Linked DNA regions of Homo sapiens: region 1 is linked to region 2. Evidence: read pairs that join two places in POLR2A ChIA-PET (ENCODE). Cell type or tissue: MCF 10A. All regions are shown on one strand. Each heading gives the region's core, and the rest is flanking DNA. Links, peaks and the distances in the headings are about the cores only.

The links. ChIA-PET counts read pairs that join two places held together with the same protein. Peaks named below come from ENCODE experiments on the same cell type or tissue, not always from the same donor. Only the 100,000 strongest peaks of a DNase experiment are listed, where the experiment ranks them.
Region 1: POLR2A ChIA-PET joins it to region 2 with 5 read pairs; 1 of 35 experiments calls an interaction of 5 or more read pairs at or near these places.

The regions. Positions count from the first base shown.
Region 1 is chr9:131,348,747-131,351,649 of GRCh38, forward strand. It overlaps LOC105376299 (a long non-coding RNA gene), which reads left to right. Exons shown (of 4, transcript XR_001746959.3): 3 at 1-124. LOC105376300 (a long non-coding RNA gene) reads right to left here and starts at 1,685. Exons shown (of 4, transcript XR_930401.3): 1 at 1,425-1,685; 2 at 302-406. In MCF 10A, for the core only: a CTCF peak has its summit at 1,481 (motif pointing right); a DNase peak (open chromatin) is centred at 1,495.
Region 2 is chr9:131,712,806-131,715,708 of GRCh38, forward strand. The region is part of intron 1 of RAPGEF1 (Rap guanine nucleotide exchange factor 1); the gene reads right to left. Among named protein-coding and RNA genes, the nearest start is that of RAPGEF1, 26 kb to the right of the region's middle. RefSeq lists an enhancer at 1-264. In MCF 10A, for the core only: no CTCF peak of the experiment used is centred there; DNase peaks (open chromatin) are centred at 1,466 and 1,736.

The DNA of each region.
Region 1 (2,903 bases), core at 164-2,663, 360 kb before region 2:
GGTGGTGTGAAGGCCCCAGATTTCTGAAAGTGGAACAAAGCCAGACCCTGTGGCCGCCACCTTCTGGCCAACCTCAGATGGAGCCTTCCAGACACATCAACTCCCAGGGCTGTGGAAAGAAAAGGTGCGTTTTCTGGAGACTTACAGAGGGGTGGGGTGGGGGGCGCTGCGGGCCAAACAGCCATACTCGGTGTCCTCTCCCCCACAGCCCTTGCTCTCCCTTCCCCTCTCTCAACCCTCCCAAACCCCTCACACCTGCCCCTCTGCCTCCCTCATCCCCCAACCCTCTTGGCCTCTTCACCTGCTCCTGAACAGCACAGCAAGCTCCAGGGAGGCTGGGCGGCAGCAGGCTCCCTGGAAAATGGGAGGGGGCTGGGCACACTGGTTCATGTCTGTAATCCCAGAGCTTTTGGAGGCCGAGAAGGGAGGAGTGTTTGAGCCCAGGAGATGGAGGCCAGCCTGGGCAACATAGGGAGACCCCGCCACCCCCATCTCTACAAAAAATTTAAAAATAACCCAGGCGTGGTGGTGCACACCTGTAGCCCCAGCTACTTAGGAGGCTGAGGTGGGAGGATCACTTGAGGCCTGGGAGTTTGAGGCTGCAGTGAGCCAAAATTGCACCACTGCACTCCAGCCTGGGCAACAGAGCAAGACCCTGTCTCACATACACACAACAAAAAAGTGACTAGTGTGATAGAGGAAGTGAGTCCTCAATTTTAGTTGTTATTAATTAGAATTAATTAGCTAGCAGCTTCTGGATGGGACAGTGCAGCTCTAGAGGCTTCATCAGACTCAGGTTTACTTTCTGGGTGAGACAACCCCATGGGCGGGGTGTGCTGCATTCAGGTAGGAAGCCTGAGCCCTGAGCCCAAGCCCAGGCTCGAGGGCTGAGTGAAGGTCTACATCCCTGAGGATGTGTGGCCTTTCTGGCGCCACCTGCTCCTCCTGGAGTCTGAGGCTTTCTGCTCTTCCAGCCTGGGGGTGCCAGGCTGCTAGGGGTGGCACCTTTCCCTCCCCAGGAAAAGATGCAAAATCCCCTGATGGCACAGGCAGCCCCTCCCCAGAATGGACGGGATGGAAAGGGGACAAGTGGCAATGGCCCCAAACCAGGACCTCAGCTCATGGGTTCCCGGGTCCCTGGGGAAAGGGCTGAGGTCCTTCCTGCACTCAGCAAACAGGAACTGCGCGCTGAGCACCCAGCTGGAAATCAGCCATGGACAGGACAGACCTCTTCCCTCCCCCAACAAGCTCACGGTCTAGCCGAGGAGACTCATGTTGAAACATATAAATGGCCACTTCGCCAGGTCATAGCCATGGTAGTGGGGCTCGGAAGGAGAAGCCCATGGCGTTATGAGGGCGTGTGGAGCGGCGGTCGCCAAGGAGGGCTTCCCTGGGGGAGTGACAGTGAAGCAGAGCCCCCAGACCTGAGCGGGACTTGACCAGAAAGGAGGGAGGAAGAGTGTGGCCGGCAGAGGGAGCTGCGAGTGCAAGGCTGACAGGCAGGAAGGCCCGGGCGCTTGCAGGGAGATGCAAGTCTGAGGACGATGGCCCGGCTACGGCTGTTCCGCTGGGGCTGTTCCTGCTCTCCTTCCGCCCTGGGGGAGATGTTCCAATTCTACCCGGCGCTCCCCAGTCCGTGGACTCAGTCTTTCCTTGTGGGCTCCATTTCCCAGCTTCTAATCTCTCTGCGGCTCAACCCCTCTTCCCCTCTGTGTAGCCATGAGGCCCGGAGCCACCCCAAGAGCAGCCTTGGAGGCCTGATTGAGACAGCATCACCCCATCCCTGAGCCCAGAGCATGGAGAAAGCTTAGGTCACGGTGGAGCCTTTCTTGTTTTTTGTTTGCTTGTTGTTTGTTTGTTTGTTTGTTTGTGACGGAGTCTCGCTCTGTCGCCCAGGCTGGAGTGCAGTGGCGCGATCTCGGCTCACTGCAAGCTCCTCCTCCCGGGTTCACGCCTTTCTCCCGCCTCAGCCTCCCGAGTAGCTGGGACTACAGGCGCCCACTACCACGCCCACGCCCGGCTAATTTTTTTTTTTTTTGCATTTTTAGTAGAGACGGGGTTTCACCCTATTAGCCAGGATGGTCTCGATTTCCTGACCTCGTGATCCGCCCGCCTCGGCCTCCCAAAGTGCTGGGATTACGGGCGTGAGCCACTGCGCCCGGCCACGGTGGAGCCTTTCATGGAAAGGCCCGGGAAACAAACTATGACTCAGGCCAGGGACAGGGCTGGTCCTTATCGACTGCTTCACCCCCAGCCTGAAAGAGTGTGGTCAGAGGCTGGCACCACTGTGGCTGGGGACGTCCTGATTTCTCCCCTGCAGAATGTGGTTATTCTGGCGCTGGGGTGGCCCTGAAGCTTAGCTATGAGGGAAGCCTGTTCTTAGATACCCCAGCCTTGGGAGAGAAGAGCTGTGTACTGCCGCTGATAATGAACAGTGGCTGGCCGGGCATGGTGGCTCAGGCCTGTAATCCCAGCACTTTAGGAGGCCCAGGAGGAGTTTGGAAAACTGCTTGACCCCAGGAGTTGGAGGCTGCAGTGAGCCATGATCGTGCAACTGCACTCCAGCCTGGTCCACAGAGCAAGATCCTGCCTCAAAAAAAAAAAAAAAATTCTTTCTTGGCCGGGCATGGTGGCTCATGCTTGTAATCCCAGGACTTTGGAAGGCTAAGATTAGAGGATTCCTTTGAGACCAGCCTGGGCAACATAATAAGACCCTGTCTGTATGTGAAAAATTTTAAAAACTTAAAAAAAAAAAAGTCTTTCTTCAATAATAAATTAACCCTTAATGTAACTTTTAAAATTTTTACTTTATAAACTTTTTTGAACTTTTTCACTCTTACAATAATGCTTAGTTTATAATGCAAATATATTGCATAGCTGTACAAAAATATTTTCTTTATATC
Region 2 (2,903 bases), core at 277-2,776:
CAACCCTTCTCAATCATGGCTCCCCCAAAATAACTCCAATGTGAACTGTTCAGGGGTAGGGGGAGGGGGAGAGCAACAGAATAACCTAATCTTAAGAATTCCTCTCTAATCCCCAGCTCAGAAAGCGTCTTTTACAGTCATCCCCTCTGCAGTGTCCCAGACTAAGCAAACAAACAAAAAAACATAGAGCCATCCCCAAAGACCAATATGCTTGCAATCCAAGATGGGCAAGCGACCCATCTCCAGTCCACATTTCAGGGAGACAACAGAAAATTTTTCTGATTCTTCACAAATGGGAAGAATCAAAAGTGAACTGTTACCAGAAGCAGAAGGCTGACTGCACAGCCACTGTGATGAGTTTCCAAGCCTTGCACAAATACGCCGAGAACGCTGTGGCTGTACGAACTGCCTTCAATCAGACCCGACCTGGCCATGTGTTATCAAGGTCACTCCTTCAGGTATGACTACTCCAAGCCTCAAATCTCTGTAAAACCCAAGGAGATCCACAAGATCATCTGCTCCAGCGACTCCCTTCCCCATTTCACAGATTCCTCAGAGAGGGGCAGGGATCAACGCTAGGCATTTAGTTGGAGGGCTGGATCCAGCCCCCAAATCTTTATCCTTGGCTAGGAAAACCTCTGCTACCCATTTCCTCATGACCAGAGGAGGCAGGAGGGCAGTGTGAAGGAATTGGCTTTGAAGGCCAGCTGGCCTGGTTTGAATCTATGGGGGCACTTCCTAGCTGAACAACTTTGGGATAGAAACTAAACCTTTCCACACCTTGTATTTTCACATACATTCATGTGTACCATTATGCTGTCTACTTCATGGGTAGTTTAAAGGTTAAATAAGAATTCAGACTTGGGAGGCTGAGGTGGGAGGTTGAGGCAGGAGAATCATTTGAGCCCAGGAGGTCAAGACTGCAGTGATTTGTGATCACACCACTGCACTCCAGTCTGGGCCACAGAGCGAGAACCCATCTCTAAAAAACTAAACTAAAATAAAGATGTTTAAAATTTGTTGGTACACAGCAGATACTCAATGAGAATAGCTGTCACTGTTTTTATTATTATTACCTATAAATCTCCAAGCTTTAGATACAATACATTGAAAAAAATTATTTACCCTCACTAGGGATTTTCTCCCCCATATCAGAGTAAGATCCACTGCAATATTCTAGTAAATAATCATTCTCTTAGTATAATTAAAATAAAATTTATCTTACAAACATCTGTACCTCAGGAATAATTTTTTTTTTTAAGAGACAGGGTCTCCCTATATTGCCCAGGTGGCCTCAAACTCCTAGGCTCAAGTGATCCTCCTGCCTCAGCCTCCCGAGTAGCTGGACTCCAGGAGGAATGATATTTTGATTGTGGAACATGACATAAGCCAGAGGGGTAATATTGTGGCCACTGAAGTAGGAAACATTTTAAGGAGTGCCTGTCCCTACACGCAAGACGCTGTTGGCTCCAGACGAACTCTGAGTCAGGATCCTGCAAGGCGGTGCTCACTTCTTGAAGGAGATTTTTTTTTTTTTTTAGATAGAAATGGCTCAGAAGGGAAGGGCTCGTGGATCCCTGTAATGTGCACACTCACCCACCCAGAACCAAAGAAACAGAGGCTGGGCTCTCAGGCGGGTACCCGGTAGCTCACACAAAGCTTTGTGTATGGAATTTGTCTGCTGGGAGGAAAGTCTGATGTTGGTCACTTCCCTCCTGGAGAAAAATACAACAATACGAGGAAGCGCCAAGCACTGTGGGAATGTTCCAAGTGTGAGTTCCAGCTCAGCCCAGAATATAAACAAAAGCGATGACCAGCCTGGAGGTCAGGCCTAGCAAAGCACTGAGGCAGAAAGTCTGGGAGGCACTCTTCTGTCTTCTGGGGTCCTCTAGACTCTGCCTTTTTTTTTTTTTTTTTTTTTTGAGACAGTCTCCCTCTGTTGTCCAGGTTGGAGTGCAGTGGTGCAATCACAGCTCACTGCAGCCTCCAACTGCTGGGCTCAAGCAATCCTCCTGTCTCAGCCTCCTGACTAGCTGGGACTATACGCACTTGCCACCATGCCTGGTTAATTAGTAAAATTATTTTTTGTAGAGATAGCATCTTGCTTGGTTGCCAGGCTGGTCTCAAACTCATGGCCTCAGGTGATCCTCGAGCCTCAGCCTCCCAAAGTGCTGGAATTATAGGCATGAGCCACCGAGTCTGGCCGAGACTGCTTTGAAGTAACTTTCCTGTCCAGGCCTGGAGGAAATCATCGAAGGCAAAGGCCACCACGTGTCGAATGTCATAGGAAATACAAGCTCAGGGACTCTCTTATGACACATCTGCAAACTTATAGATCAGTCTCAGAATGTCATAGCTGGAGGGGCCTCAGAGATTTACTCAACAAATACCAACACGGAGCTTGGGGAGGGTCGGATAACATGCACGAAGAATCACTTAGTTATCCCGGTGATCAGTGCTAAATTCAGGGTGGGGGACGCATGTCTAGCAGGGCGACCTAATCTAAGCTGGAAGTCAGGGAAGGGTGAGACTTGAAGGATGAGCAGAGCTGGACCAGGCAAAGGGGCAGTGTGTATGAAAGACCTGTGTAGCTGGAGGTATGTGCCCAGGGGAAGGCCGGGGGTCAGATGGGACAGGGCCTTATAGATCCAGGGCTTTGTCTCATGGGCTTTGGGGGTTCCTAAGGTGCCGGCAAACCACGTGTTCATTCTTCTGGGAAGAGAGGTCTATGGCTTTCACCAAAGTCTTAAGGAGTTTCAAGAGGTTAAGAATGGCCGGGCACGGTGGCTCACGTCTGTACTTAGGATCCCAGCACTTTGGGAGGCCAAGGTGGGCAGATCACAAGGTCAGGAGATAGAGACCATCCTGGCCAAGATGGTGAAACCCCATCTCTACTGAAAATA